Linked DNA regions of Homo sapiens: regions 1 and 2 are each linked to region 3. The links are chromatin loops, found by intact Hi-C in ENCODE. Cell type or tissue: GM12878. All regions are shown on one strand. Links, peaks and the distances in the headings refer to the core of each region. The heading gives the core; the rest is flanking DNA. Region 1 holds the start of LOC105374308 (a long non-coding RNA gene). Region 2 overlaps LINC02012 (long intergenic non-protein coding RNA 2012). Region 3 has its middle 96 kb from the start of DLG1.

Region 1 (10,712 bases), core at 1,406-9,405, 61 kb before region 3:
ATTTTCTTTTTGAGGTAAAATAGACATCTAAAATTTACCATGTTTACTATTTTTAAGGGTACTGTTCAGTGGTAATACATTTACATTCTTTTTGTCCCCTTCATCCTCCCCCTCCCTCTACTCTTCCCTGCCGCTGGTAACCACCATTCTCTTTTCTACCTTCATGAGATCTGCTTTTGGAGCTCCCACAGTTCTACTGTTTTCTAAAGGATTCTGCCATTGGAAACTGCTTGGTTTCAGGAGAGCACTCCCACCACAGTCAGGCCTCTCAGGAGAGTAGCGTCCATCACGGCTCCAATTATATAGAGACATGAACACCTGGTTCTGCTCCGGGTGAGGTTTTTCCTCCTGACCGCACCCCTCCTGACCACACACCTCCTGACCACACCCGTCCTCACTGCATCCCTACTAACCGCATCCCCTCCCGACCGCATCCCTACTAACCGCATCCCTCCTGACCGCACCCCTACTAACTGAATCCCTCCTGACCACATCCCTACTAACTGCATCCCCTCCTGACTGCATCCCTCCCGACCGCACCCCTACTAACTGCATCCCTCCCGACCGCATCCCTACTAACTGCATCCCCTCCCGACCGCATCCCTACTAACTGCATCCCCTCCCGACCGCATCCCTACTAACTGCATCCCCTCCCGACCGCATCCCTACTAACTGCATCCCCTCCTGACCACATCCCTACTAACTGCATCCCCTCCCGACCACATCCCTACTAACCGCATCCCCTCCCGACCGCATCCCTACTAACCGCATCCCCTCCTGACCACATCCCTACTAACCGCATCCCCTCCCGACCGCATCCCTACTAACTGCATCCCTCCCGACCACATCCCTACTAACTGCATCCCCTCCCGACCACATCCCTACTAACTGCATCCCTCCCGACCACATCCCTACTAACTGCATCCCTCCCGACCACATCCCTACTAACTGCATCCCTCCCGACCACATCCCTACTAACTGCATCCCTCCCGACCACATCCCTACTAACTGCATCCCTCCTGACCGCATCCCTACTAACTGCATCCCTCCCGACCACATCCCTACTAACTGCATCCCCTCCTGACCACATCCCTCCTGACCACACCCGTCCTCACTGCATCCCTACTAACTGCATCCCCTCCCGACTGCATCCCCACTAACTACATCCCCTCCTGACCACATCCCTCCTGACCGCACCCCTCCTGACCCCAATCCCTACTCACAGCCTCCAAGGCTACCAGGTGCTGTTCACATGTGGCCAGCACTGTTGGTGGAAGGCGCCACACCCAGTAATCCAGGTGTCGTCCTCCCGTCCAGGTCCAGCGGCCTCTTCCTGCTTCTGCAAGCCTAGTTTTTTCTAGTCTTTGGGAGAGGAAAGTCTCGTTTTGCAAGCACACTGCCTGGCCTTTGTGTCTAGCCCTGGCTCTGTGGGTTCTGTGAGTGTTTGTTTCTGACCAGTCTGGACTGGGGTGCCCTTCGGTGCCAGCAAGAGAGCAGCGTGCAAGGGAAATACACAGATCAACCCTTGGAGCTGTAATCTTGTCTGAATCCTGTCTGTTGTCTTGCCTACTATGTGAGATAGAAATGAAGATGGAAAAGGGTAACCCTCAGGGCAGCCCTGCACAGAAACCCCTTCCCAGAGGGCCACGGCTGAGGCACCACTCCCAGGACAGCTGGGCCTTGAGCTCCATTTGGTCTTTTCTTCCTGGGGAAAAAAGGCCCTGTGTGGCTGTTTGTCCATAATGTTAAAGAGAGCCTCTTGGGGGCCCTGGATGTAAAGGTAGAGGTTCTGAGTTTAGGACCCTGCAAATTGCCCCAATGGGAAGCCTGCTAGGAAGAAGAGTGGTTACCAGAGCCCAAATGCAGGCAGGCCAACCCCCTTCAAGGGACCCCCCGCAATGAGAAAAGGGGAACCCATCACAATGGCAGCCGTTCTCCACCTCACCAAGGCCTCTGAGGACAAGCGGGAGAGGAGGGGAGCCTGGTCTAACTGTGAGGAAAGAGCAAAGTACAAATGCTTGCCTTCAACGTGCCATGCTTTCTTTCTCCAGCAGGTGGTCTGGGCGCTGGCGCAGTCACCCGGCAGAGAGTGCTGCTCAGCCTTAGGGTGCCCGTGTGCAGGAGAGACAAAGCTTTTGTGCAGAATCTCAGCCTTAGGGTGCCTGTGTGCAGGAGAGACAAAGCTTTTGTGCAGAATGCCCCACCCTCGGCACTTGACAGGGTGAGTGGAGGGCATGTGGTATTTCAGCCTCCACCCAGCTGCTGAACAGACAGGCACACACTGAACAGCCTCACCCGCCACAGCCTTGCTCTCAAGCGTTCTGCTTTCCTGCATCAGCAGAAATAAGGGGACCAATTTATCATACCTGCTGGGTGCCAGGTACTTTATATATTATCTCCTCTTTTTTTTTTTTTTTTTTTTGAGATGGAGGTTTGCTCTTGTCACCCAGGCTGGAGTGCAATGGCATGATCTCAGCTCACTGCAACCTCCGCCTCCCAGGTTCAAGTGATTCTCCTGCCTCAACCCCCCAGGTAGCTGGGATTACGGGCATGCACCACCACGCCCAGATAATTTTGTATTTTTAGTAGAGACGGGGTTTCTCTATGTTGGTCAGGCTGGTCTCAAACTCCCGACCTCAGGGTTCGACCTCAGGTGATTTGCCTGCCTCGGCCTCCCAAGGTGCTGGGATTACAGGTGTGAGCCACCATGCCTGGCCTATATTATCTCCTTTAATCACCCCAACAACCATGTGAAGTGGGATTTTTATCTCCATTTTACAGATGACGTAACTACGGCTTTGGGATGTTACGCAACGAGTAAGGCCTTGTGAGTCTTCACAGAAAGGGACTGGCCTGGAGGCTCCGAGCGGTCAGCTAGTTCCCGTCACTGTTCTCCCCGGGAAGCTGTGGATGGGCAGTGACCCAGGCAGGGAAAGGGTAAGAATCGCTGCTTGAGGACCCAAGAGGCTTCACCTCCCTCCTCAGACAGGAACCCGGGAAAGGGCTTTGCCCGGGAAGGTCTATGATAGGGATTCTCACAGTGAGACAGGACCAGCATCTCCTGAGACAAACTACTGCTCTTGAATTTGAAAAGAATTCTCAAGTCTGCGTCTCATCTCTAATTCTTTCTACCACTGTGTCTTTTTCCCAGTTGGCATTGGCAGCCACGAAACAGCTTGAGGGGCCAGGCGCGGCGGCTCACGCCTGTAATCCCAGCACTTTGGGAGGCCAAGGTGGGCGGCTCACCTGAGGTTGGGAGTTTGAGACCAGCCTGACCAACATGCAGAAACTCCGTCTCTACTAAAAAAAAAAAAAAAAAAATACAAATTAGCCAGGTGTGGTGGTGCATGCCTGTAATCCCAGCTACTCGGGAGGCTGAGGCAGGAGAATCACTTGAACCCAGGGGGCGAAGGTTGCAGTGAGCCAAGATTGCACCACTGCACTCCAGCCTGGACAACAAGACCGAAACTCCATCTCAAACAAAACGAAACGAAACGAAACAAAACAAAACAAAACAAAAACAGCTTGAGGACCAGATAGGGCATCAAAAGCGGAGAAAGCTGGGGAACTCTGTGTCCTCTGAATCCAGTTCAGATGGAAAGGAAGCCCCAGAGGGAGGACAGGTGGGGGCAGCTGGAAAGACAAGACCAGGCTCCCCTTCTTGGGTGTGGAGGGAGACAGTGGTCGGGACCCCCAGAGAGGGCAGAGCACCGGGCTGGCCGGTGGGGTGGGGTTCCCCGCAGGAGGCCTGTGCCGCCGGCTGTGTGGCCTGCGGAGGAGCCTGCCGAGCCTGCCGAGCCCCGCATCCGGTGGGAAGTAGGAGTCTGGCACTTCCGGCTCGGGCTGCTGCAGCGGTTCCGGGCATCTGCGCTATTAGAATTCTCCCGGCTCGCGGCGGCCGCAGGAATCCAGTCACGTGGTAGACGTGGTGCCTGGGAGCCGGGGTCAGCGAGCGCTCAGTCTGAGAGAAAACGTGTTCCTTCCCCCTGAGACGTGTCCCGTGCCGGGCGATGGCTCGCGGCAAACCTCCGCTCCCACAGGGAAGGAGCCCTGTGAGGCCTGGCCTGGGAGCTCTCGGGAGCGTGGGTGGTGAGCAGGGACACGGGGACACGGGAAAATCACTTCTGCTGCTGATCAGGATGTTGCCAGCCTACCATTTCTGTCGGAGGCTCCTTACTGATACTTCCGCTTCCCTTAGTTCCTTTTCCTCTCTGCCACGATGCTACATTCTCTGCAAGCAGGCTCCGACCTGGTTCCCGGATAACCTCAGAACTACAGCCTCATGACATCACTTCTCTATTGCCCTGTCCCCTTTGCTAAGAATTGGCGATACATTCAGAGGGCAAAAGCTTGCCTTTGAATTTGCTGAGTAAAAACCAAGGCTTTGTTACCTCTGGGTCTAGGGGATTGAAGAAGGACCCGATTTCCCTCTCCTCCCTCCCTCCCCCTTCCTGCAAGCCTCTCGATGAGAATGTATTTCCTAGTCACCTACGCTCACACCTATTTTGTAAATCTTCTAGATACTCTCCCTCCAGCCCACTCAGCCCCACTCTGCCAGAGGAGATACTGGACCCCAGGTCTTCCCCAATTTCAGCCTCCCCCAACCCGGCTTTTTATTCCTGAGGACCTCCCTCCACACCCAAGAAGCTATTTCCTGAAGGGGTCTCATTCCCTCCTGTTATTTTTCAGTTTGTTCTGTGCTGCTGCTTTTGGTCCTTCCTAACAGAAACCCTCATTCCTGTGGAAGACGTCCTGTCAGGAATAACCCCTTTGCTACGTGGTGGACACTAGCGTCCTGTCAGAAATTCACGCTCTCCTATCAGCAACCTGTTTTCTTGTCAGAAATCATTGTTGTCAGAAATCAGAAATCACTCTTTCTTTCTTTTTCTTTCTTTCTCTCTCTCTCTTTCTTTCTTCTTTTTGAGGTGGCGTCTCACTCTGTCTCCCAGACTGGAGTGCAGTGGCGCGATCTTGGCTCACTGCAAGCTCCGCCTCCCAGATTCAAGCGATTCTCCTGCCTCAGCCTCCGAGTAGCTGGGACTACAGGCACGCACCATCACACCCGGCTAATTTTTGTATTTTTAGTAGACACGGGGTTTCACCATGTCCGCCAGGATGGTCTCGAACTACTGACCTCAAGTGATCCACCCGCCTCAGCCTCCCAAAGTGCTAGGATTACAGGCATGAGCCACTGTGCCTGGCTGAGAAATCACTACTTTGCTTTTAGAAATCACCGTCCTGAGAAAAATCAGTTTCTTTCAGAAATCCTTGTTTTCTTGTCAGAGCTCCATGCATAGCCCACTGGAGGCCAACATTTTCCATCAGACATCCCTGTTTTCCTGTCATAAACCACTACTCTCCTGTCAGAAATCCCTGGTCTCCTGTCAGAAGTCCCTGGTCTCCTGTCAGAAGTCCCTGGTCTCCTGTCAGAAATCCCTGGTCTCCTGTCAGAAGTCCCTGGTCTCCTGTCAGAAATCCCTGGTCTCCTGTCAGAAGTTCCTGGTCTCCTGTCAGAAATCCCTGGTCTCCTGTCAGAAGTCCCTGGTCTCCTGTCAGAAGTCCCTGGTCTCCTGTCAGAAGTTCCTGGTCTCCTGTCAGAAATCCCTGGTCTCCTGTCAGAAATTCCTGGTAGGAGCTTCCAGTCAGAAGTCATTACTTTCCCGTAGGGAATCACTGGTCCTTGCCTGATCCTTCTTTCCCCAGAATATTCAGAGTTGCTCGTCATCCTTTGACTTTGGTAGTTTTCTTGTGACTTTCTTGCTGGGAGAGGAGAAGGGCACTGCCGGCTGTTCACACCTGTTTTGCCACATCTGTGGAAGCTCAGTGCTGGCTCCAGAAGCAGCCTGGGGCACTGGACACAGCACAGGGGGTGTCCACAGCCTCATATGCCCCTCCTGGGTGATGATAGACAAGTCATTTCTGCCTGCTGGACCTTTTCCCCATCTTTTTGTTGGGGGTGATAATATCGCCTACTCTGCCTGCTTCATAGCGTCATTTAATTTAGATCAATGACACTTCTGACTTCCAAAAAGTTGCTACTTTGTTTGAGACAGAAATCTCTTTTCCTGTCATTTTTACTCACTGTTGCTCCATAGGGCAAATCTAATACTTCTTCCATACCACAACCCTTCAACCCTGCCCCTAAATCTCCTCTTACCTGCAAAAAATGCCTCCTGTTCTCTAATGCCCAGATTCAACCAGCTCATTCCTTGTGTTGTGTGACTGGCTTCCAGGTCTGTTGCCAGCCTGCTCCCCCGACTCCACCCCTGGTCCCACCTTGTTTGAGTTTGTCTAGGTCTTTCTTGGAGTGTGCTGTGATCAGCTCAGGGGACAGCAAGAGTGTCACCTCCCTCCTTCTACAGCAGATGGCATGGTCAGGTTGCATGAGCTTTTACACTGCAGATTGAATGTGCCATTTACCATGTAGAATCTTCCCAGGCAGAAGCTCCATTTATTCGTTTTTATTTTTCTATTAGAGGTTTGTAATTTTCTTTGAATGCATTCTTCATGTCCTTTTACGTGAATTGCAAAATACTTAATGATTTGGATTCTTCAGGGAATGAGCTCTCTCTATTGCATTTCCTTCTAGTCTTCATCACTGGACTCTAGAAACGGTGTATTGATTTAATTTTTTTCTTATAATCTGAAACGTTGCTGAACTGATTTGCCATTTCTAAGTAGTTTTCCTGGAACACTCTGTACTGTCTTGGGGTGCTTACCCATTCTGTCTTGTGATGGAGACAGCTTTATGGCAGGCTGTGTCACGTGCTCTGCCATTTTCTCCTTGGAACCACTCCAAATGGGTGCCAACGCCTCTAGGCAGGAGCTGTGCTGGACATCAGAGTTCAAGGAAATGGGGATGGCATTGTTTTATTATTATTATTTTGAGACAGAGTCTCGCTCTGTCGCCCAGGCTGGAGTGCAATGGTGTGATCTCAGCTCACTACAACCTCCGCCTCCCAGGTTCAAGCGATTCTCCTGCCTCAGCCTCCTGAGTAGCTGGGACTACAGGCACCCACCACCATGCCTGACTAATTTTTTGTATTTTTAGTAGAGACGGGGTTTCACCATGTTGGCCAGGCTGGTCTCGAACTCCTGACCTCAGGTGATCCACCCGCCTCGGCCTCCCACAGCGCTGGGATTACAGGCGGAGCCAACAAGCCCGGCCTGGAAATGGGGATGGCATTATGAACAGGGTAATCTTTTGTTAATTCTGATTTCCATTTTTTGAAGTAAATCATTCTAATAACTTTGGTAATTCAGCTATTAATAGCAACACATTGCTTACCACATACTTCACAAGTGAACAGTGATCACACCGAAGTTGAAAACACTTGGCCTGTTGATTAAACAGGGTTTTCACTGGATTACACACTTTAAAACGGTGAATTTTAAGGTATGTGAATGAGTCCTTCCCCTGCTCAATGACAACAACAGGAAAAATTTTAAAAATAGGCTTTGGAGACAACTAGTTTATGTCCCAGCTTTGCCCTTAACAGGCCGTCTGGCCTTTAGGCAATTATGGTCCAGTCCTTGATTTCTCTGAATTTCCACTTCATCCTATGTAGAATGGGATTATGAATTGCCCTTCTTTCATTCCACTGATAAAAGAAACTCTCCACCCCCACCCTAGAGAGCGGCTGATCAAAATATCCCAATTCTCCTAGACACAATAATTGATGAAGACACGCTCACAAGACCCAAAGATGCTCAGTCAAGATTCGTGAGGAGGGGAAATGTGGATGCTGGGTCAAAATAGGGCTCTCTCCTTCTAAAATCATAAGACATAGCCTGGGGAGCGGTGGCTCACGCCTGTAATCCCAGCACTTTGGGAGGCTGAGGCGGGCGGATCATGAGGTCAGGAGATCAAGACCATCCTGGCCAACATGGTGAAACCCTGTCCTACTAAAATACAAAAAATTGCCAGGCGCAGTGGCTCACGCCTGTAATCCCAACACTTTGGGAGGCCGAGGCAGGCGTAACCTGAGGTCGGGAGTTTGAGACCAGCCTGACCAACATGGAGAAACCCCATCTTTACTAAAAATACGAAACTAGCCGGGTGTGGTGGCGCGTGCCTGTAATCCCAGCTACTCGGGAGGCTGAGGCAGGAGAATCGCTTGAACCTGGGAGGCGGAGGTTGCAGTGAGCCAAGATCACACCATTGTACTCCAGCCTGGGCAAGAAGAGTGAAACTCTGTCTCAAAAACAACAACAACAAACACAAAAAATTAGCTGGGCGTGGTGGTGTGTGCCTGTAGTCCCAGCTACTTGGGAGGCTGAGGCAGGGGAATCTCTTGAACCCAGGAGGTGGATGTTGCAGTGAGTGGAGATCGCACCACTCCACTCCAGCCTGGCGACAGAGAGAGACTCCATCAGAAAAAAAAAAAAAAAAAAAAAAAAAAGGCCGGGCGCAGTGGCTCACACCTGTAATCCCAGCACTTTGGGAGGCTGAGGTGGGCGAATCGCCTGAGGTCAGGAGTTCAAGCCCAGCCTGGCCAACATAGTGAAACCTGTCTTTACTAAAAATACAAAAATTAGCCGGGCATGGTGGTGGGCACCTGTAATCCCAATTACTCAGGAAGCTGAAGCAGGAGAATTGCTTGAACCTGGGAGGCGGAGGTTGCAGTGAGCCGAGATTGCACCACTGCACTGCAGCCTGGGTGACAGAGCGAGACTCTGTCATAAGATGTAAAGTTCATGAAATCCAGAGCTACTGGGGGTCATCTTTCCCAATATACGAGAGAACATACTGGAGAGTGACGCTAACATAGTGGAAATGAAGGGAGACAGAGAGGTTTCTGACGTTACCTGAGCCCGTGGAGCCAGCCTGGGCGGAAACCGGACAACTCCTGATGTTTTCATTCATGTGCACCAGTAATTCCTTTTTTTCTTAAGCTTGTTTGAGTTGGGTTTCTGTCATGAGCAACCCAAAGAGGCTTAATACAGAAATATATTGTATCAGGCTGTTGTGAGAATTACTCGTGGTAATACCTATAAGGCGTATAAGCAGGGACTAAATAAGCAGGGACAAAAAATGGAAACTTACTATTATTATTGATAGCATTATGCAATGGATAGGAACAACTTTGTATATGCTTAATCTTATTACCCTGTAGTAACAAAGATAGTACTAACTGAGTACCATATAAAGTAGAATCTCAATAAACATATCCTTATAGACAAACTGATATCTCTTTACCTTAGTATAGAATTTAAACATGAATTAATCTGAATTTCTCCTGCCTTTTACTCTTAGGAGATAGAGATGAATCTACAAAATGGAAAAAGTGTTGAACTTGGGAGTCAAGAGACCAGGATTCTAGTTCTGATGATGCCCTTCACATACCGAATGCCCTGGGGAAGCCGCTTCCCTTCTCTCAGCCTTGGGTTCTCCATGTGTCAAATTAGGCTGTGGAAAAAGGTATCAAGAGATACTTTTAATGGTCCATGATTTCTGGGGATTAAAATAAATTCAATCTCATACCCCTTTTGCATCCTGCCCACAGCCTCCCACAGTGACACATGATCAGGGAGAGTCAGGGTGCTTGCAAATGGCCATTTGCGTGACGTTTTATGCTCATGGGAAGATGCAAGGAAGTCAGTACTCTTCACTTGCTAATGTAAAAATGTTACTGAATACATCTTAGAATGACTTTTAAAGACAAGGCCTGAAATATAATTTCGTATCAGAAAAAAATGAATTGAAATGAATATTTTTCATTCATCAGGCATTCATTTAGGGCTTTCTAGGTACATCCTGTGCCCAGTACTAGAACAAAGGGACTAAGGCTCTGTTCCTGAGGTCAAGGAGAGCCTTGTCTTGCAAGGAATGTTCCCTGAATATCTTGTTCATCAAAATTTCACTGGAGTTCAGATTGAAATGGAGATTTTGATAACCTTATTGGGCCAGGCACTGGGTAGACAAGTTTGTTGACATCATCTTAACACTTGATTGTAACTTTTCTGTTCTCCCACCTCCCAGAAACACTCATCTGGCTGAACGGAGACATGAGCCTCTGTAAACTGATTCTTCCTCCACAAAGGGGCCCTGGCCCTCACAGCCCCATCCTCTTTCATCCTTGCTGCCTGATCCTAGGGAAGCTTTGCTCTGGTGGTGCCTGGAGCTGTGATGTATGCAGTCATTTGAAACCCCAGCTTTGTGGAAGACACGAGACATTGATTTTTACTCTACCATTTGGAGAAAAATCATTTTTATATTAGCAGAAATGTTGATAGACAAGGAGCAAAGTTTAAGGTTGGAATGACTTTAAGATTCATTCATTTTTTAAAAATTTATACTTATTGAGTGCTTACTATGTGCCAGCCCTGTCCTAGGCCCTTGGGGACTGGTTGGTAAATAAAGCAGATAGAGTAGTCGATAATGCCTGATATAGTTTGGATGACTGTCCCCTCCAAATCTCATGTTGAAATGTAATCCCAATATTGGAGGCGGGGCTTGGTGGGAGGTGTTTGGGTCTCGTGGGTGGACCCTCATGAATGGCTGGGTGCTGTCCTAGAGGCGGTGAGTGCGTTCTCATGAGATCTGGTTGTCTAAAAACATGTGGCACCTGCCCCCTCTCTCTCTCGCTTCCACTCTCACCATGTGACACCCAGCTCCTGCTTCACCTTCCACTGTGATTAAAAGCTTTCTGAGGCCCTCACCAGATGCTGATGCCAGCACTATGCTCCCTGTACAGTCTGTAGGACCATGA
Region 2 (10,712 bases), core at 1,191-9,190, 110 kb before region 3:
AAACTGAGCCTCAGGGAGGTGAAGTCATTTGCCCAAAATCACAGAGCCAGGAAACGAGAGAGCCAAGATCCAGACCCCGCAAGATCCAGACCCCACAAGATCCAGACCCCGCAAGATCCAGACCCCTCAAGATATAGACCCTGCAAGATCCAGACCTCACAAGATCCAGACCCCACAAGATCCAGACCTCGGCTATCTGGCTTCTCTTTTTTTTGCGACAGAGTCTCAATCTGTCACCCAGGCTGGAGCGCAGTGGTGTGATCTCAGCTCACTGCAACCTCTGCCTCCCAGGTTCAAGCAATTCTCCTGCCTCAGCCTCCCGAGTAGCTGGGATCACAGGTGTGCGCCATGCCTGGCTAAATTTTTTTTTTTTTTTTTGTATTTTTAGTAGAGATGGGGTTTCGCTATGTTGGCCAAGCTGGTCTCGAACCCCTGACCTCAGGTGATCCACCTGCCTCGACCTCTCAGAGTGCTGGGATTACAGGCGTGAGCCACTGCACCCAGCCCCATCTGACTTCTATACCCGCAGCCCCTTCCTTTACCCTCAGGCTGCCTCAGTCTCCACACTGGGGCCCAGAGCTGGGCTGGACTCAGCGCAGTCAGAACCTCGCCTTGCACGTGGCGAAGGAGCGGCAGGCAGGCAGGCAGGCAGGCAGGCAAGCAGGACAGCCAGCTTCCTCCTAGTCCGCAGTTTCGCGGAGCAGCCTGGAAAGGGAGGCCCAGGCTTCCCTGTCTCGTCGCACGTGTGTCTGCAGTGTCTGTGCTATCTCCCAGGGGCCTGGATGTCGATGGAATGCCTGAGGGTGGAGAGAGCTGTGGCTGAGGCCTACCCTGGCGGCCTCAGCATCTGTGGAGATGTGTAGAGACAGGGAGAGTGAATGGGGACCAACCTCAGGAGATGCTGGGTCCCAGAAGCACCATGTGCTTCTCCTTTGGTGAGACTTAATTACTCTCTAAAATGTAAGGCTACTCCCACTTATCAAATTATAGATGAGTTTAATTACAGCACACTGAGTAACCACACTGGGCTCCTTCAGAAATAGCAGCAGGCTGGTTGCTCTTCTCAGCTTCAGCTGTAGCCACCCCAGTTTCAGGAGGAAGTGCCCGTGGTTCCTGGGGCCTGGAAGTGCCGCTCAACTCTGCTGCCAGACAAGTGCGGGCGTGGTGGACTGCACTGGGTACACTGCTGTACCGGCCACCACCCTCCGGCCACTCTCAGCCGGTGAGTGCTCTGCGGGGCCATCTGGCCACGTGTTCTGTGACTGGGTCATTTACTCTGCTGCAACCTCTCTTTCTCCTACCTACATCGTGTTCTGGATAAAGGTTTTGGCTCATAATGTCCGACCAGAGGTGGACAAAGTGGTGTGGGACCTGCCGTAAGAAACAGGGAGCATGGTGCGGGGAGAGAAGCCTGTGCCTTATGGAGACTCGGGGCACCTTCAGGAAGCAGGGTCAACAGCAGCAGGCCGCTAGGGAGTCGGGAGAGCTCGGTGATGTCACGAGGGGCATCAGACTCTTCCCTGCAGGCTGGCGGGACTGATGGGCTCTCGTTCCAATGGAGGTACAATGGGACTTCCGGGGCTGTGATGGGAAGGGCGGAGGAGCTGCCGATGGTCCCAGTGCCATATTAGTGTCACATTCTGAGGGGCAGCCCTGTGCCGGACGGCAGCTGCTACCTCTCCCTCTGCCCCTTTATTACTTGAATCTCTTCGTTGTGCCCTGTCTAGGCACGGTCGTCCGACAGCAGGCAGCCCACTGCCCTCCCAGAGCTCACTGTCTAGCCCAGGGTGACACAGGGTAACCGTGGGCATGACTTGGGCCGGGAAGTGAGAGGCTCGATTCCATCACATGTAAATAAAAATACTCATTTTCAATCTAACACAGTCTGTCTTCTTCCCCGCACAGCCTTGGAGCCCCTCATGGACAGCTGATGCGAGAGGTGTGAGTGGGCAGGGGTCTCTCCTTACTTAGGGAGTCCCATGACTTTGTCAAAGGAATAATAAAATATAAGGGCCCCTGGAAACCCAGAGGCCAACAACCTGAGGCTGCCAAGCAGGCGGTGCTGGGACTGCTTGGAGAATAACCAGGCAGGGGGCTCTGGATATGTGGGACTGGGCACGTGGTGTGGAGGCTGAGGGCAGAACCGGACAAGAGGCTTAGGCTGCACCCAGATGTGGAAGAGCGCACACCACTGCCAGCACCACGACAAGCTGGAGTTTTCAGCCCTAGGGCTTATTTTCTGTGCGGTTAAGTGTACGACGAAAGAAAACAGCAGAACATTAAAAAGAGATAGATAGGCTCTCGGGTTACTGCAGCAGAGAAAGAAACAGCACATCTGGAGGGTCCGCGCTTCTCCTGCCCTCGCCCCCCGAGGCCCTCCAATTCCCTCCCCTTCCCCGCCTCCTCTGGCCATGCAGCTGGCAAACCCCTCCCCGCTGCTATGTGCTTAGTGACAGTGGGGCCTTGGTCACTGAGGGTTAGTGACAGAGCTGTGTGTCTGGCTTTAGTGCCTGCTGGTCCTCTCCTCGCCTGTGTGGATTTACCTAGGTGGTCCCTGAGAAAGAGAGCCCACAGGTGATGCCCTGTTAGAGGTGAAAGAGACCTCAGAGACCCTGCAGACGGAGGGATGGGGACAGACGCAGGCCTTGCTGGCAACTGTGTTCTGGGTGAGGTCAGTTAGAAAGAACAGAAGTTTTGGAGCCAGATGCACCTAACTTTGATCCTGCTCTGCAACTTCCTGGTTGCATAATGCTGCCAAGTTATCTACTTTCTCTGAGCCTTAGTTTCTTTTTTTGGGCGGGGTGGGGAGGGTCACTAACACTAACACTGGGGCTGCTGCCAGCGAGCATTGCAAACCTCGATGTCTTTTTGTCTGTGATGGGGATAACCGTCTGTACTTTGCAGAGTTGTTGTGTAGATAGGTGAGTGGGTAAGCTCTCCAGCCCAGCGCCTGGCACAACGCGGGGACTCAGTAGGTGCCCCGGCTGCTGCAGTCACCGCCTAAAAAATTCTTTCCCGTCCCCACCCCAGCCTTTCTGAGAAATGCAGACACTGTAGCCCAAGGGTGTTCTAGAGGCACAGACAGAAATGGGGACCCACTCAGGGTTGAACCACAGCAGCCAGAGCCCACTTTCAGGCTCATCCTAGAGGCCTAGGGCAGAGGAGGGCACTGCCTTCTGCAGGCCCCCTTCCTGACTGCTAAGTGCAGAACAGACTCCACAGCCCTGCATCACCACCTGACTGGAAATCCCTGAAGATTTCCTGAGTGGATTAAGAAATTATTCGCCAGAAGGCCTTAAGCCTAAAAGCCTAGACAAGTCCATCCTAGACAAAGAAGGGGTTTTTTGTTTTTCTTTTTTCTGGAATACAAACCCTCAAAATCATCCAGGAGGATCAGCCCATTCATTCATTCAGCTTAGGGGAGGGGAATGGACCAGTTCTTCCTGCCCTGGTTATCTGTGTTTGGGATCTTCATTTATTTATTTTGAGACGGAGTCTTGTTCTTGTTGCCCAGGCTGGAGTGCAGTGGCACGATCTCTGCTCACTGCAAGCTCCACCTCCTGGGTTCAAGCAATTCTCTGCCTCAGCCTCCCAAGTAGCTGGGATTACAGGTGCCTGCCACCATGCCTGGCTAATTTTTTGTATTTTTAGTAGAGACGACGTTTCACCATCTTGATCAGGCTGGTCTTGAACTCCTGACCTCGTGAACCACCCGCCTCGGCCTCCCAAAGTGCTGGGATTACAGGTGTGAGCCACCGCGCCCGGCCTGGACTCTTTCTGTTAGCACTCAGTTTGTCCTACCCAGGCCCTGGCTTCCTGTGTTTTCTCTTTAAGCATTCAGGGTTGAGAGTGATCTATAATCAGGCTGCAGGATATCTATGGTAAGATTTGATTCCCAGCCTGAAGGAGTTCCCAGTCCTGTGGGGCTGAGGGCGTGAGGGGGTGGAGCAGATAGGACGCACCAACCTGGAGAGCTGTCACTCAGGACAGCCTGGGCTATAGTGGATGTATGAGCAAAGTTCATGGCAGCCCAGGAAGGAGCAGGAAATTCTCACTGGGGAGGTAACGGATGCTCCCTAAAGGAGGTTGTGTTTCAGCTGGGACTTGACAAGTGAAGAGGGTTTTGACAGATAGAAACAGGAGGTGGGGCACCTGACGGGACATTTCCCAGCTAGCAGAGCAGGATGAGAATGGCTTAGCACCTCAGGGGGATGGACTCTGAAAGGAAAGTGGATAATTTGGGGAGGCTTGAAGAACTCCAGCCCCTGGGAAGAAAGGGCTGTTAGGAGTGCCCCATCCCCCAGGACATTGTTCAGACAGCTCTGTCCTGTCAGAACCAGATCACTCTAAGCTGGACTGTGAAAGCCGTCCAGCCCCTTGGATCCTAAACGCACCGCACATGAATCTCCTGGGAAACTGGTTCAAAAACAGAACCAGTAAGTCTTGAGTGGAGCCCAGGAAACTTATATCTAAAAAGCGACTCAAGGCACAGCAAGGAAAAGGGGGGTCAGAGAAGACGGGGATGCTGCATCCCGAGTTAGTGACAGACCTGGGGCTAGGCCTGGGAGAGGGAGAGCTGGAGCACCTGTGGCTGTGGTTTTTTCTGTCCCCTGGTGGCTACTAGGAGTGAAACTCCGGGAGCAGAAAGGGCCGGAGGGCTTGTTTCAGAAGTGCCAGTGTGGGGAGATGCAGGCAAGTTTTCCTCCCCTTCTCAGAGACATCAGGACAGAGAGGAGACAGGTGTGCTGGGAGCCTGGCAAAGGCCAGATGGCCTGCTCGAGTGTTCTCATTAACAGGATGAAGAAGGGCGGAGCCCCCAGTGCAGATCCTTCCAGTTAGGCACTTGGATTGTGGCACTGGCTGGTGGCCCGGCCTTCCCACAATTTGTAGTTGTGTGTCCTGCAGTGGGCGACTCCACCAGGCTGTGCCAAGCCTGCCAGCTTGCTGTGCCCTCTGCCCCTCGGAGCTGCAGCTTTGCTCACTGTCCTCTCCTTGGCCAGGAGGGGGCAGTCAGCTGCCTCTCTAGTATCCCTCCTGCCTTTAGTGTTGAGGCTGGGACGCGTCAGGGAGGTGATTAAACAGGGCAGGGCTTTCTCAGACCCATGGCAAGAGGCCTAAGTTTCGGTTCCAGTTCCATGTTCTCAGTTGCAGACTGAGCCACTGGGGGTGGCTGAGGAGAAGCAGCATGCCCCCATCCCGGTTTTCTAGTGCTCAGGTACTTGGCTTCCAGGTGCCTAGCTAGCCTAGACAAGCTGGGACTTGGGGGCAGAGATTGCTGCATGTTCCTGATAATTCATTTTCCCCTTCTATAGGGATAGATCCACCAATGTTCAGCTGAGCACATGGCTGCCATAATAAAGACTACATTTCCCCAGATTCCCTTGCAGCTAGGGGGTAGTCATGTGACTATGTTCTGGCCAATGGGATGTAAGCAGAAATGGTGGTACAACAGTTTCCAGGAACCTTCCTTAAGGGGAGCTTATATGCATCTCCTTTGGCTCCTTCGGCACTTCATCCTGCAGCCTGGAACTTGGGATGCTGCCATCTTGGGCCATAAAGTCAAGATATTTATGACATTGCAACAAGATAGTGTTTGGATCCCAGACACTGGGGAACCACATTCCACCTTTGACCCCTCATTCAGATTTTATGTGAGAAGAAATAAACTTCCACCTTTTCTGCATTATTACAGTTTTGGAATTATTTCCTTGTATGCAAAGCAAATCCTAACTGAACCCCTAGTCCAGTTGGACAGGAGATGAGGAAGCCATCGCATACACATGGGGGCAGGAAGCCACATCTGATCCTAAGTAATAAGCATTTATTAAGTGCTTCCTACACGCCAGGCCTTGGGTTAAGCATGTTATATGCATTATCCCATTTGATTCTCCCAGTGATACTATAAGGCAAGATTTATAATCCCAATTTTATAGATAACTAAAATGAAGCTTAGGTTTAAATATCTTTCCTAGTTAGAAAGTGACAGGATTCAGAACCAGACTGTCTCTAACTGCTGGGTGCAAGCACTTACTGTTCCTCAGGCAATGAAGAGGGCTCCTGCCATGCTGGCCACAGCCTCCCTGACATCACCTGGGCTATGAAGAGGCAGCTCCTCTTTGATTGAAAGGAGAGATTCATGAGGTTGGGACTGAGCCAAAATTGAACACAAAACAGGCTGAGACAATAGGCAACCAAACTCTCATCCTTATTCTCTGAACAAAATTCTTAAACTTGAAATATTTTAGAGGGCTATTTCTCCTCCTTCTCCTTCTTCTTCTTATTTTTGAGATGGAGTCTTGCTCTGTCACCCAGGGTGGAGTGCAGTGGCCCAATCTCAGCTCACTCTAAACTTTGCCTCCTGGGTTCATGCGATTCTCCTGCCTCAGCCTCCTGAGTAGCTGGGATTACAGGCACGTGCCACCACACTTGGCTATTTTTTTTTTTTTTTGTATTTTTAGTAGAGACAGTGTTTCACCATGTTGGCCAGGTTGGTCTCGAACTCCTGACCTCAGGTGATCTGCCTGCCTCGGCCTCCCAAAGTGTTGGGATTATAGGTGTGAGCCACCATGCCTGGCCTAGTTCTTTTTTTTTTTTTGGAGATGGAGTCTCACTCTGTCACCCAGGCTGGAGTGCAGTGGTGTGATCTCGGTTCAAGAGATTCTCCTGCCTTAGCCTCCCGAGTAGCTGAAATTACAGGTGCCTGCCACCACACCAGGATAATTTTTACATTTTTAGTAGAGACGGGGTTTCACCATGTTGACCAGGCTGGTCTTGAACTCCTGACCTCAGGTGACCCACCTGCCTCGGCCTCCCAAAGTGCTGGGATTACAAGTGTGAGCCACCATGCCTGGCTTAGTTCTTCTTAATGAAAGTGTCCTCTCAGAAGCATCCCCAGTGAGACCACCTCCCGTTTAGTGGCTGAGCTAAGAAGACTCAAGACTCCTCTTCTTCCACCTCCTCCCTCTATCCCCACCTTCCTTTCTCTCTCCCTCTTCCTCCTCTCCTCACTCCTCCTGTTCCTGAGGATCATGGAGGTGGTACCAGAGGCTCCTTACGCAGCATGGCCTACCACCAAGTGGGCTTTTGTTAATCTGTTTAGCTTCAAAGATATCCATGAAGCAGCAACCACTAAATGTCCAAGAAATAATGGATTCCATCTGGGCAGCCAGGAAGCCTTGTTACTATTCCCTCTTCTACTACCAACTGGCCACATCGTCCAGGCAGCAAACGCCTTATCCTTTCTGGGCCTCACTCTCCTCATTGGAAAACAATAGTAATAATAATAACAGCAACATCTAACACATCTTTTTTTTTTTCCTCACAGACAAGGTCTGGCTATGTTGCCTAGACTGGCCTTGAACGCCTGGGCTCCAGCGATCCTCCCACCTCAGCTTCCCAAGGTAGCTGGGACTACAGGCGTAGGCCACCACACCCAGCTCACCAGCAAACAATCTGTTGAGTCATCCAGACTCACTATGTTCTAAACACTTCACAAGCGTTTATTCACTCATCCTTCCCAGGACCCTATGAGGGAGGTACTATTACTATTATGGGTGGGGAACCTGAGACACCGAGGTTTCTAAGTGGCCCAAGGTCATGCGTGCACCACGAAGTCAAAATGAGACTTGAAAGAGGACCTGGCAGCTGTGTTTAGTCACGGCCCTGGGTTAAATGACCTCTCAGGCAAAGTCTCAATGCAGTAAAGACAAAGTGGGGGTGCTTGGGTGGAATGGGGGTGGGGGTCTAAACCCTCGCCCTTCCTCCCCCCACCCGCCCTTAGGGGAGGGGCTCTCCAAGCGCTGCTCCACGTGGAACATTCTGAGAATCCCCCAGGGCCTGGGGCCGCTGGGGTGTGGGAGGGCGGGGAGAGAGCGTGCGCCCTGCACAGTGAGGTCGTGGCGCCCGGCACCTGCCACCTGTGACTGGGATGAAGGGCTCGATCAGAACCTGTCTGCCGGTTTCCCCGTGCGACGATTAACCACCACCCCCTCCATAACCCGTGTGTTTTCCAGGTGAGGAAAATCCCCACCGAGGAGAGCTGGGGCACGCGGGCCTTGCGCTCACCGCGGGCGGGTCGTGCGGCCCCCTTGGCGACACCCCGCGCTCCCCGGGCGCCCGCCCCAGGCCCAGATGCTGCGCGCGGCTCCCCCACTCAGCGGCTCCCTGGGAGCCCCGGCCGCCCCGGCGCCTCCTCCCGGCCCTTCCCGGCCCCGCGGCCTTGCAGCTGGCCGACCCCTCCCCCAGCTCCGCGCTTAGGGACGTGGGGCCCTGGTCGCTGAGGGTGAGTGACGCAGCCGTGCGTCCGGCTGTCCGCCCCCATCGGTCGTCTCCTCGCCTGTGCGGATCGCGCCGCCGTTCATGCACCTGTCCCGAGTGAACGTGGTGGAGGGATCTGGAGGTCTGACTCCTCACTCCCACCCCTGAGCTGTGGGCAGAAAGCCACTTGCAGAGCCCCGCCAAAAAGTCACTCTCTCTGGCTCGAGGCTCATTCAGGTGTCCTATGGCCACCGCTGAGAGACACCTGGGGCCCTCTGTGCGGCTGGGTCAGTCTCCCGCTGGCCACTGGCAAAGCCTGGCCACCAGTGCTCTGGGGAGACTGGAAGGGGGCCAGGGCTGAAGCAGCTGGAAGGAATGTCCATTTGTCCTGTTCTGCTTCACCTGCTTCTGCTTTATTTCAGAAAGGGGCTCAGTGCCTCAGGCACACCTTGAGAAACACCTCCATTTTCAAAGGAGACCATGAGTTTCCTGCTTGCCCAGTAAGATTTGTTTATTGCAACTATGTCAATAAATGGCCCCTATTTACCTATCCGCTAGCCCCTTTGTGAGCCTCCATCCTCTGGCTGTGTAAAAGACCCCTCAATGAAGGAACCTTTCCATTTTTCTCTGAAGCGCACCTGTGCCGAGGGTTAGCTCTGCGTTTGAAGTGGGTTTGCTTGTTTGTTTGTTTGTTTGTTTGTTTTAACCACTGGTTTATTGCCTGGCTTTGGTCACATTCCATCCCCTCTTTGAGCTTCATTTCCCCATCTGTGCCATAAATCAGCGGAACTTCCTAAAGTCCCAGTGATTCTTCAGCAGTATCTAGCCTGGGCATGGTGGCACCGTAGTCCCAGCTATTGAGGAGGCTGTGGTGGGCCCAGGAGTTGGAGGCTGCAGTAAGCTATGATCACACCACTGCACTCCAGCCTGGACCCCAGAGTGAGACCCTGTCTCAAAAAAAAAAAAAAGTATCTGACACGGAAGCGTTCTGCTAAAAATGTTTGAGTTTGAGACCCACTGGCCTAGACGACTTCACACCTGGGCCCAGGAATGTGTCTGCTTAGGTCTCTGAAAACTTTTCTCCGGGTTTCACCACCGTGATGCCCCTGAGTCTGACACGTCTTCTCTCAGAGCCTCTAGGCTGAGCCCAGCACGGCAGAACGGGGTGCATCATGAGGCAAAGGACCTGCCGCCCTGGGACAGCCCAGCTAGAGACGGGAATGAAATTACTCTGCAGAGCTCTCCTGCCTCCTGGAGTGGAGGACATTTCTATTACCATCCCCTCTCGTGGGTCCTCTGTCCAGGCCTCCTCTGTCCTGACTTCTTCTACAAGAGAGTGGAAATCCTTCCAGTGTAACAAGCCCGCCTTCACCTGCTCTCATTCGACACAGCAGCCCTATAGTGGAAGGAGGCACAGGAATTGCTTCCCCGCACTCCCGCCCCACTTTTTTTTTATGGAGATGGAATCTCACTCTGTTGCCAGACTGGAGTGCAGTGGTGCGATCTCGGCTCACTGCAACCTCCGTCTCCTGGGTTCAAGCGATTCTCCTGCCTCAGCCTCTTGAGTAGCTGGGACTACAGGCGTGTGCCACCATGCCTGGCTAATTTTTTGTATTTTTTGTAGAGGCGGAGTTTCACCGTGTTAGCCAGGATGGTCTCCGTTCCTGACCTCGTGATCCGCCTACCTTGGCCTCCAAAAGTGTTGGGATTACAGGCGTGAGCCACCGCGCCCGGCCTCCCCTCTTTTACAGATGAGAAAAAGGCTCAGAGAGATAAAGGGACTTGGACCAGGTGACAAAGCAAGTGTTTTGCAGCATTGTGTGAGCATCCTGGCATCCTCATAACGTAAAGAGAATAGGGACTCCCACCAGCTGGGAGAATGGTTCTGATGTGGTAGGAAGGAAAGAGGGTGACTGAGCTCATCCACTCTCTCAAACCTGCTGCAACAGCCAAAACAGGCATGAAAGGGTGGGGGGTGACTTCCTGGGGTTCCCTGGGGATCCTCTGAGTACTTCCCAGGGCTCCTGAGTCAGGACACTGTAAGAGATGGGGGGAGGGTCCTGGCAGCACCAGGCCAGAGGCAGGAGGGCCCTGATCCAGTGACTTCCCATACCCCACCCTCATCCAGCACACACACACACACAGTTGCCGCCGTGAGTGTCCTCATCCATGGCACCTTCCCTGACACAGGAGCATGAAGAAAATGGGCTGTGTGAGCAGAAGGGCTCTCCCTGCCAGCCAGCCCATAAGGCTCTGACAATCTCCTCCAGCTTTGCTGGCAGCTTCTTAGCTTCCTCTACTGTTTCCAAGATGGGCCCAGCATGTCCTCAGGGGACCCTGGGTGGAAATTAGTATTCTAGTCACACCTCCAGTGTCAGTAATCCCTTCTGCTTGGGCAGTACTTGGGAGTTTTCAAAGTACACTCACATCAGAGGCCGGCAAGGTAGGCAGGACAG
Region 3 (10,712 bases), core at 1,550-9,549:
CAGGGGTAGCAGTTGGGGGTTGGAATAGCCACGGTGGGAAATGGGACCCAAGAACAACTGATAAGCCTCATGATTTTTCCGGCTCTCTCAGGGCCTCCAGGGTTTCTGGGACTGAGAGTTCAGGCAGGATAGATTTCATAAGAGGGTTCAAGCTCATTCTCCATCAGCCCAGAGAACTTGTCAGGCAAGTGTCAGGCCAGATGTCACCTCACTGTTTTGGGCCCTCTCCCAGTGGGCAAAATTGTTTTTTTTTTTTTTTTTTTGGAGATGGAGTTTCGCTCTTGTGGCCCAGGCTGGAGTGCAGTGGCACGATCTCCACTCACCGCAACCTCTGCCTCCCAGGTTCAGGCAATTCTCCTGCTTCAGCCTCCCAAGTAGCTGGGATTACAGGCATGTGTACCACACCCAACTATTTTTTTTTGTATTTTTAGTAGAGACGGGGTTTCTCCATGTTGTTCAGGCTGATCTCAAACTCCCGACCTCAGGTGAGCCGCCCACCTTGGCCTCCCAAAGTGCTGGGATTACAGGCGTGAGCCACCGCGCCTGGCCCAGGTGGGCAAGATCTAAGACATCACTCTGAGTTGGTTGTGTTTCCTCCGTCTGTCATGAGGGTCTTGATCAAAGGCAAGCATTGAGCTTATGCCTATTGCATTTCAGTTTGGTTGGTGACTTGATTGGAATCAAAGGTGGGAGAGTTGGTGGGAAAGAGAATGGAAAGCATCCTTCCCTGCAGCAAAGTCAATTCTGCCTCAAGGGGCATGAACCTCCATGCAGGTGCCAACCTCTTTAGCCCACTGGAGATCAGAGGTGTGTGTCATTTCATTTATACGTAAGAGTGGGGAGTGATGTGGGGCAGGGCTCTGCCATTTTCCAGTGACTCAGCCTGTGACCTTTGAGGGGAGATCTCAGAGAAAGAGAAGGTGCAGAACCTGAGCTTGCTTTCTTGGGGCTCAAATGGTGGTGGTTGCTGCTGCTAGTCTTAGAAGTCAGATGTACAGAGTTGAGTTACTCCTACTCCTTGGCCCCTGGATGTCAGCATCGTTGGTCCCTGGGAAACCCCCTCGTGAATTATTTACTTCCTTATTCCTTTTAGTCCCCATCCTGCAATTCCATTTCCTTCTCTCACTGCACATGATTCCTAGTTCTTTCATGTGTATCGTTTTGTTCGCATATTTTCATACAAATAGCATTTGCAGTATTTTAAATTTATGTACATATTCTATCTCATTATTTCTAACGCTTTTACATGCTTTTCCCCCATTTTTCACTGTTCTTAAGATCCGTCTATGCTGCTATGTGTACGTCTATTATTTTGCCTCAGTCCTGTTTCATCGTACTCCCTGGCGTGCATTCACTGTATTTTATTTCTCCATCTCAGTGATGGAAACTCAGGGAGTCTCCAGCTCCCACCACTAATTCCTGTGCAGGCAACATTTGCATACACCTCTCCTTACAGAATTGCATAAGAGCGGCCTGGGATGTATACCTCGTGGAGGCATTGCTAGCATGTTATACCGAATGTGACTAACAATGCCTGTGTGTGCCCCGGAACACTGCCAATGCCGACTCCTCTCAATCTGTCCTCTCGCCAGCAGGGTACAGGAGTGGCTATGTCCCACATCCCTGCCAATACTTGGCACTACCTGTATTTCTATATTTTGCCAATATAAAAGGCATACAGTGACATCCGGCTGTTGTTTTAATTTTCATTTTTTGTGTTACTAAAACTTTTGAGTCTCTCTTCATGGTAGATGCATGGTATACCGCTCCGGTTCCTGCTTCAGGACTAAAAGCTATGCCTCCCCTTACCCCTCTCCACCCCTCCCTGCCAGAGTGCCGGCTGTGAATGGCTCACAGGTGAGACCCTCCCTGGGAATTGCCCTCAGTCCAAGTAAGCAGCTTCACCCACACTTATGAGCTCTCCGTGGGGGCAGTGTCCATCCAGAGGCTAGTCAATGAAGGGGTACAAAGCCCCAGTCCCTTGCCTACATTCAGGACATCTCTGAAAAGACATGCCAGCATCAGCGTTCCCCAGTGGGATCAGCCAAGGCCTGTCTGTACCCACATCACCGTTCAGATTCTTGCTCTGCCCAGTCCTATCCTGATTTCCTCACTCCCTCACCGCGTTGCTGCTGAGATCACTCCCACATAGACCTCCTGCTCACAACTCCCTAGCTCCGAGTCTGCTTCAGCACAACTGACCTATGCCACCTTGTTCGCTTTTTGGAATTTCATCTTCTGTATAAATCTGTTTATATCCTTTCCACAATTTTTTTTCTTTTTTTGGTGGGGGGATGGATACGTGCTCTGTCACCCAGGCTGGAGTGCAGTGGCACGATCTTGGCTCACTGCAACCTCCACCTCCCGGGTTCAAGTGATTCTCCTGCCTCAGCCTCCTGAGTAGCTGGGACTACAGGCAAATGCCACCACACCTGGCTAATTTTTGTATTTTTAGTAGAGTTGGGTTTCACCATATTGGTCAGGCTGGTCCTGAACTCCTGACCTCATGAACTGCCTGCCTCAGCCTCCCAAAGTGCTGGAATTACAGGCGTGAGCCACGCCCGGCCCCTTTCCCCATTTTTAATTACAGTCATAAATGTTCAAGATCTTTCCATATTCTTCGTATCAATCCCTCATTGATTTAGATGTTACAAATATCTACGCCTGTTCTGTTAACAGTCTACTAACTTTGTCCATGGGGACTTTTGTTGATTAGAAACCCCTAATTTTAATTTAATCATATTCGTAAAAATTTGCCTTATGCTTTTGAAATTTTGTTTTGAGGAGGATCGATCACAAAGATACGTCCCTGCACTCTCTTCTGCCCATTTTATTTCCACTATTTTTCTTTAACCTTTTATACTTAGGTTTTTAAAGCATGCAGAGTCCTCTTTTGTATTTAGTGTTAAGTAGGGGTCCAGTTTTATTTTTCTCTATACAATGAGCCTGTTTCCCAAATGCCATTTACTAAATAATCTGTCCTTCCCCGTGATGTGCGGGACCACCTGCATCCTATATGTTATTTTTTATTTTTTAATCATTTTTTATTTTTTTTGCGATGGAGTCTCACTCTGTCGCCCAGGCTGGAGTGCAGTGGCGCAATCTCGGCTCACTTCAAGCTCCGCCCCTCCAGGTTTAAGTAATTCTCTGCCTCAGCCTCCAGAGTAGCTGGGATTACAGGTGCATGCCACCACGCCTGGCTAATTTTTTGTATTTTTAGTAGATACGGGGTTTTGCCATCTTGGCCAGGCTGGTCTTGAACTCCTGACCTCATGATCCACCTGCCTCGGCCTCCCAAAGTGCTGGGATTACAGATGTGAGCCACCGCGCCCGGCCTCACCTTCATCCTACATTAAGTTGGGACTGAATCTGAGCTCTCTATTCTGTTCTGGTGATCTATTTTTATGGTTTTTAAACTACTGTTTTTATTATGATGGCTTTTTAATATGTCTTTTTTTGTTGTTGTTGAGACAGGTTCCCACTCTGTCACCCAGGCTGGGGAGTGCAGTGGTGCAGCCACGGCTCACTGCAGCCCCAACCTCCTGGGCTCAAGAAATCCTCCCGTCTAAGTCTCCTGAGTTGCTTGGACTTACAGGCACGTGCCACCGTGACCAGCTAATTATTTTTTTCTATTTTTTGTAGAGATGGGGTCTCACTGTGTTGCCCAGGTTGGTCTTGAACTTCTGGCCTCAAGTGATCCTCCTGCCTCAGCCTCCCCAGGTGCTGGGATTCCAGGCGTGAGCCACCGCACCTGGCTATAATATGTCTTTCTATCAGATAGAGTAAAAGCTCCTCTTTACTCTCCTATTTTATTTTATTTTATTTTTTTGAGACAGGGTTTCACTCCTGTCCCCCATGCTGGAGTGCAATGGCACGAGAAGCTCACTGCAACCTCTGTACTCCTGGCTCAAGCAATTCTCCTGCCTCAGCCTCCCAAGTAGCTGGGACCACAGGTGCATGCCACTGTGCCTGGCTAACTTTTTTTTTTTTTTTTGGTAGAGATGGAGTTTTGCCATGTTGCCCAAGCTGGTCTCGAACTCCTGAGCTCAAGTGATCCGCCCACCTTGGCCTCCCAAAGTGCTGGGATTACAGGCATGAGCCACTGCGCCCAGCCCACTCTCCTTTTTTAAAGGTTGCCTTAGCTGTGGTTCTTTGTGTCTAACCCGAGTGTCTTCCTTTGTCCTGTACTGCCATAGTTTTTAGAGTAAGTTTAGCTCAAGTGCTTTGGACTTTATCTGCGGGCTTTGTCTGGGTCAGAAGCCCTTGTTTCAGCTGGCAGCCGTGGGCCTGAATGCTGACTTGTGTTCTTGGCAGTGAGCACACAGAAGCACAGGGAGAAACTTCAGGAAGAAGTGAAGCCAAGAGATGCTATCTGGCCTGCACTGGACACTTGGAAGCCCTGGCAATTCTCTGCACAGTAGAATCCAGTCTGATCCAAGAGAAACAGTGAATGGCACACAGATTTTAATGAGCCTGGGAACCTAATCGGAGGCTGTAATGAATGAGATTTCATGCGGCCCTGCCAAGGAGAGCACTCTCTCTGGATCTGTGGTCACTTGGCCCCTGCTCCCGAGGACTGCGAGGGCCTGTCAAAAGCTTAGCTCATTGCCACCTGCATCTCCATTCCTTCCGCAGCTCTTCTCATCCTGTTCCCAAAACCTCAGCTTTCAGGCATGTAGCATTTTCATTCCGTGATAATGAGGAGACTGTGAGCAGGCCATGGTTAGTCATCTGTGGTGTGAAGATGACGGGTGCTCCAGCTCAGGAGGTGCGTGCGGGTTCAGACACGTCAGTGCTGTGGCTAAAGACAGAAGCTGGTGAGGGGGAACGAGGTGACTCATCACCGAAACCTTGAGAACCAGGTTCAAGGAGAGGGCCTAGGCTTTCCAAATGCAGAATCTGCTTTCTTTGGTGGTGCTGAGGCTCCACCCAGGCCCGGTGGGTGCCATTAACTTCTGTTCTCTCCTCACCGAGGAACTTAACGTCAAGACAATCAGCTCCCGTGCCATCCGAACAGCTCTCCGAGCACCGGCCCATTCCGCCGTGGGCTTCCAGCTGCTTGCGCCTCCCCCTTCTCCATGCCGTTCTCATCCTCTCCTGCCGTGGCATGCTCAGGTTCCTTCTTTCTGTTTCTTCAAGGCTCTTACTTCTTTCTCAGTTAGTAGTTTTTAAAAATAGACCTTTTTTCTTTGAGACGGAGTTTCACTCTTGTGGCCCAGGTTGGAGTGCAGTGGCGCAACCTCAGCTCACTGCAAGCTCCGCCGCCCAGGTTCAAGCGATTCTGTTGCCTCAGCCTCCTGAGTAGCTCGGATTACAGGTGCCCATCACCATGCCCAGCTAATTTTTTGTATTTTTAGTAGAGATGGGTTTCACCATGTTGGCCAGGCTGGTCTTGAACTCCTGACCTCAGGTGATCCGCCTCCTCGGCCTCCCAAAGTGCTGGGATTACAGGTGTGAGCCACCACGCCCAGCCAAGAATATATATTTTTGATTGACTTGTGTGGATGGTGTTTCTTCCGCCAAGTGACTCTACAAAATGCTGGTTGTTGGCTTCCCACATTTACCTCAAGAGTGGTAAACAAGTCTGATTACTTGGTAATGTGGCTCTCTCTGCCTATCCTGAGTGTCTGTCCCCATCCTGCACACATGCTGGCTGCCACACTGGTACAAGGAGGCCCGTGTCATCTGCTCCCTTTGGAGAAGAGTCACATCTTGATTGGGGCCCCAGCAGCCTGGGCAGTACCCTTGTTTGACCTGTCTCTCTGCTGAACCCCAGAAGGCCTTATTGCCTTGCCTCTCTGCACCAACGCAACAGGCCACATAGAATCACTCCAGGGGAGAGGCTTTAATCTCAGCATCATTCTCCTCTTTCTTTTGCTCCAGGCAAATGTCGGGAGATAAAGAAGTGTACCAACTACCCTTCTGTTTCCTTTAGCTCATCTTTAAATGTACTGGCTGGCATCAGAGCCTCTAGAGGCTGCTTCAGAGACCAGCCACTGTGTCTTAAACAAGAGCAGGCAGAAGGCCTTGGAGTGGACTTTTGGGATTTTTATGCTGAAGGATATAGGGGACTTTATCCAGTGTTATCCTGCCTGGAGTCAGGGTGGATACGAAAGGGACTGGGAGCGGCTCCGTTTTTCAGAATCAGTGAGGGAAGGAAGCAGACTGTGCTGTTTTAAGATGCTCAGTGTAGTTGTCTAGGAAGAGTACTTTCAGAAGCCTTGAGACCTAGCAGGTGGGTAGGTAAAATATTCACAAAAGGAGCTATCTCAGCAGTGGGGATCAAGTTGTTGACTAATCCAATACTCCCTTGGAAAATTAGATCATCCATTCTTTACCCCCACCCTATTTCCTTATGAATTCCAGACTTTCAAAGGAAACAAGGATTACAGTGCAGCCCTCGGTCAGGCCACTGGACAGGATGCTGGGCTGATTGAGAGGGTCAGTCACAGAGTGTGCTCTGTGCCAACCATATCTAGCAGGATGCCAATGACCTTGTTTAGGGCTGTTGAAGATCCTGGAATGTTCCTCTGACTCTTAAACGTTCTGCTTGTCCACGTGTCTAACTATAAGACTAGAGAATCCACAGTCCAACTCTTAGAGGGCTAACAGTTTACCAAACACATAGGCAGAGAGGCTTCTTATGAAAAAATAATTGTATCCCACAAACTGGCTTTCCTGTATTTGGTCTCTCCCAGGGTATTAAATATAACTTTTTACATGCTGCAGGCTTCAAGGCACACCACATGACCAATAGACTTCCTTGTGTGGGCTCTAAATTTGGCCTACCAGTCCTGAGGGGACCACTGAAAGTTAGGTTACACTAAGCCACTCCAAACACTGTTGTACTTGGGTGAGGAAAGGTGGGCAAAGACAGAGATGGGCCTGTGAAGCTAGCTATTAGGGTTCTCTCTCTGGCCCATCATTTCTGCTCCCTGAGTCACCTCTTTCTCCTAGGAGCTTCTGAGGAGCTCAGATCAGATATTGGCAACTTGGCAGATCAAACATGCAGAAAGGACTGTTTTCCTGGGACACTTGAGAGCCACTCAGCTTTACCTTCTTATAAGCCATGGGGTCCCTGAATGAGGAGAAACTAGTGTGGAAAGGTACCTACACACTTTTGTGACTCAGGGGCTCTGATTTTTGCTTGCAAAGCAGACAAAAAGAGACCCTACGACAAGGAATCCAAGCTAATGGGCAAAAGAACTACAGACAGTAAACTATCCCAAATGCGCTGCAGATAGTAAACTATTGCAAATGCGCTGCAGATAGTAAACTATCCCAAATGTGCTACAGATAGTAAACTACCCCAAATGCAAGGCAGACAGTAAACTATCCCAACTGCGCTGCACATAGTAAACTACCCCAAATGCAAGGCAGACAGTAACCTATCCCAAATGCATTGAAGATAGTAAACTATCCCAAATGCGCTGCATATAGTAAACTATTGCAAATACACAATGGAGAGTAAACTATCCTAAATGCGCTGCAGATAGTAAACTATCCCAAATGCGCTGCAGATAGTAAACTATCACAAATACACTATGGATAGTAAACTATCCCAAATGTGTGGCAGATACTAAATTATCCCAAATGCACTGCAGATAGTAAACTATCCCAAATGTGCTGCAGATGGTAAACCATTGCAAATACACTATGGATAGTAAACTATCCCAAATGCGCTGCAGATAGTAAACTTTCGCAAATATGCAATGGATGGAAAACTATCCCAAATGCGCTGCAGATAGTAAACTATCCCAAATGCAAGGCAGAGAGTTAACTATCCGAAATGTGCTGCAGATAGTAAACTGTCGCAAATACACTATGGATGGTAAACTATCCCAAATGCGCTGCAGATAGTAAACTGTCGCAAACACACTATGGATGGTAAACTATCCCAAATGCGCTGCAGATAGTAAACTATCCCAAATGCAAGGCAGACAGTAAACTATCCCAAATGCGCTGCAGATAGTAAACTATCCCAAATGCAAGGCAGACAGTTAACTATCCGAAATGTGCTGCAGATAGTAAACTGTCGCAAATACACTATGGATGGTAAACTATCCCAAATGCGCTGCAGATAGTAAACTGTCGCAAACACACTATGGATGGTAAACTATCCCAAATGCGCTGCAGATAGTAAACTATCCCAAATGCAAGGCAGACAGTAAACTATCCCAAATGCGCTGCAGATAGTAAACTATCGCAAATACACTATGGATGGTAAACTATCCCAAATGCGCTGCAGATAGTAAACTATCCCAAATGCAAGGCAGATAGTAAACTATCCCAAATGCGCTGCAGATAGTAAACTATCGCAAATACACTATGGATGGTAAACTATCCCAAATGCGCTGCAGATAGTAAACTATCCCAAATGCGCTGCAGATAGTAAACTATCCCAAATACACTATGGATAGTAAACTATCCCAAATGTGTGGCAGATACTAAATTATCCCAAATGCACTGCAGATAGTAAACTATCCCAAATGCGCTGCAGATGGTAAACCATTGCAAATACACTATGGATAGTAAACTATCCCAAATGCGCTGCAGATAGTAAACTATCCCAAATGTGCTGCAGAGAGTAAACTATCGCAAATACACTATGGATAGTAAACTATCCCAAATGCACTGCAGATAGTAAACTATCAAAAATACACTATGGATAGTAAACTATCCCAAATGCGCTGCAGATAGTAAACTATCCCAAATGCAAGGCAGACAGTAAACTATCCCAAATGCACTGCAGATAGTAAACTATACCAAATGTGCTGCAGATAGTGAAATATCCCAAATGCAAGGCAGATAGTAAACTATTGCTAATGCGCTGCAGATAGTAAACTATCCGAAATGTGCTGCAGATAGTAAACTATCCCAAATGTGCTGCAGATAGTAAACTATCGCAAATACACTATGGATAGTAAACTATCCAAAATGCACTGCAGATAGTAAACTATCAAAAATACACTACGGATAGTAAACTATCCTAAATGCGCTGCAGATAGTAAACTATCCCAAATGCAAGGCAGACAGTAAACTATCCCAAATGCACTGCAGATAGTAAACTATACCAAATGTGCTGCAGATAGTGAACTATCCCAAATGCAAGGCAGACAGTAAACTATCGCAAATGCGCTGCAGATGGTAAACTACCCGAAATGTGCTGCAGATAGTAAACTATCCCAAATGCGCTGCAGATAGTAAACTATCGCAAATACATTATGGATAGTAAACTATCCAAAATGCACTGCAGACAGTAAACTATCCGAAATGTGAGGCAGATAGTAAACTATCGCAAACACACTACAGACAGTAAACTATCCCAAATGTGCTGCAGATAGTAAACTATCCCAAATGCACCGCAGATAGTAAACCATCCCAAATACAGAGCAGATAGCAAACTATCCCAAATGAGGTGCAGATGGTAAACTCTCCCAAATACAGAGCAGATAGTAAACTAACCCAAATGTGCTATAGATGGTAAACTATCCCAAATAAAGTGCACATAGTAAACTATCCAAAATGCGGTGCAGATGGTAAACTATCCCAAATACACTGCAGAGAGTAAACTATCCCAATGTGCTACAAATAGTAAACTCTCCAAAATTTGCTACAGATAGTAAACTATCCCAAATGTGCTGCAGATAGTAAACTATCCCAAATGTGCTGCAGATAGTAAAATATCCCAAGGGCACTGCAGATAGCAAACTATCAAAATACACTACAGATAGTAAACTATCCCAAATGTGCTGCAGATAGGAAACTATCGCATATACACTACAGATGGTAAACTATCGGAAATGTGCTGCAGATAGTAAACTATCCCAAATGTGCTAGAGATAGTAAACTATCCCAAAGGTGCTGCAGATAGGAAACTATCGCATATACACTACAGATGGTAAACTATCGGAAATGTGCTGCAGATAGTAAACTATCCCAAATGTGCTAGAGATAGTAAACTATCCCAAAGGTGCTGCAGATAGTAAACTATCGCAAATACACTACGGATGATAAACTATCCCAAATGTGCTGCAGATAGTAAACTATCCCAAATGCAAGGCAGACAGTAAACTATCCCAAATGCGAGGCAGATAGTAAACTATCCCAAATACAAGGAAGATCATAAACTATCCCAAATACAAGGCAGATTGTAAACTATCCCAAATGCACTGCGAATAGTAAACTACCCCAAATGCACTGTGGATAGTAAACTATCCCAAATGCACTGTGGATGTTAAACTATCCCAAATGCGAGGCAGATAGTAATCTATCCTTAATGTGCCACAAATAGTAAACTATACAAAATGTGCCACAGATAGTAAACTATCCCAAATGTGCTAATGATTGTAAACTATGCCAAATACAGAGCAGATAGTAAACTATCCCAAATGTGGTGCAGATGGTAAACTATCCCAAATGTACTGCAGATACTAAACTATCCCAAATGCGCTACAGATGGTAAACTATCCCAAATGCAAGGCAGATAGTAAACTTTCCCAAATGCGGTGCAGACAGTAAACTATCCCAAATGCAAGGCAGATAGTAAACTATCCCAAATGCGCTACAGATAGTAAACTATCCCAAATATGCTACAGATAGTAAACTATCTTAAATGCGGTGTAGATAGTAAACTATCCCAAATGCAAGGCAGAGAGTAAACTATCCCAAATGCGCTGCACATAGAAAACTATCCCAAATACACTATGGAT

What was found. A loop is a pair of places that touch in the nucleus more often than their neighbours do. Peaks named below come from ENCODE experiments on the same cell type or tissue, not always from the same donor. Only the 100,000 strongest peaks of a DNase experiment are listed, where the experiment ranks them.
Region 1: it touches region 3 in a loop (3-fold over the local background); 5 of 110 quality-filtered maps call a loop at or near these places.
Region 2: a loop joins it to region 3, with 6 times the contacts of the local background. A loop is called at or near these places in 5 of 110 quality-filtered maps.

What each region holds. Positions count from the first base shown.
Region 1 is chr3:197,449,853-197,460,564 of GRCh38, reverse strand. LOC105374308 (a long non-coding RNA gene) reads left to right here and starts at 2,277. Exons shown (of 5, transcript NR_189108.1): 1 at 2,277-2,380; 2 at 2,782-2,937. In GM12878, for the core only: a CTCF peak has its summit at 6,360; a DNase peak (open chromatin) is centred at 6,354; H3K4me3 peaks cover 1,424 bases; H3K27ac peaks cover 688 bases.
Region 2 is chr3:197,496,429-197,507,140 of GRCh38, reverse strand. LINC02012 (long intergenic non-protein coding RNA 2012) reads left to right here. Exons shown (of 1, transcript NR_145451.1): 1 at 1-1,879. Among named protein-coding and RNA genes, the nearest start is that of LINC02012, 7.9 kb to the left of the region's middle. RefSeq lists a silencer at 4,687-4,850. In GM12878, for the core only: a CTCF peak has its summit at 5,006 (motif pointing right); DNase peaks (open chromatin) are centred at 5,100 and 5,370; H3K27ac peaks cover 617 bases.
Region 3 is chr3:197,388,839-197,399,550 of GRCh38, reverse strand. No RefSeq gene overlaps it. Among named protein-coding and RNA genes, the nearest start is that of DLG1, 96 kb to the right of the region's middle. RefSeq lists enhancers at 4,316-4,365, 4,559-4,853, 4,376-5,255, 4,173-5,372, 4,980-5,481 and 1 more. In GM12878, for the core only: no CTCF peak of the experiment used is centred there; DNase peaks (open chromatin) are centred at 4,800 and 5,565; H3K4me3 peaks cover 1,119 bases; H3K27ac peaks cover 2,840 bases.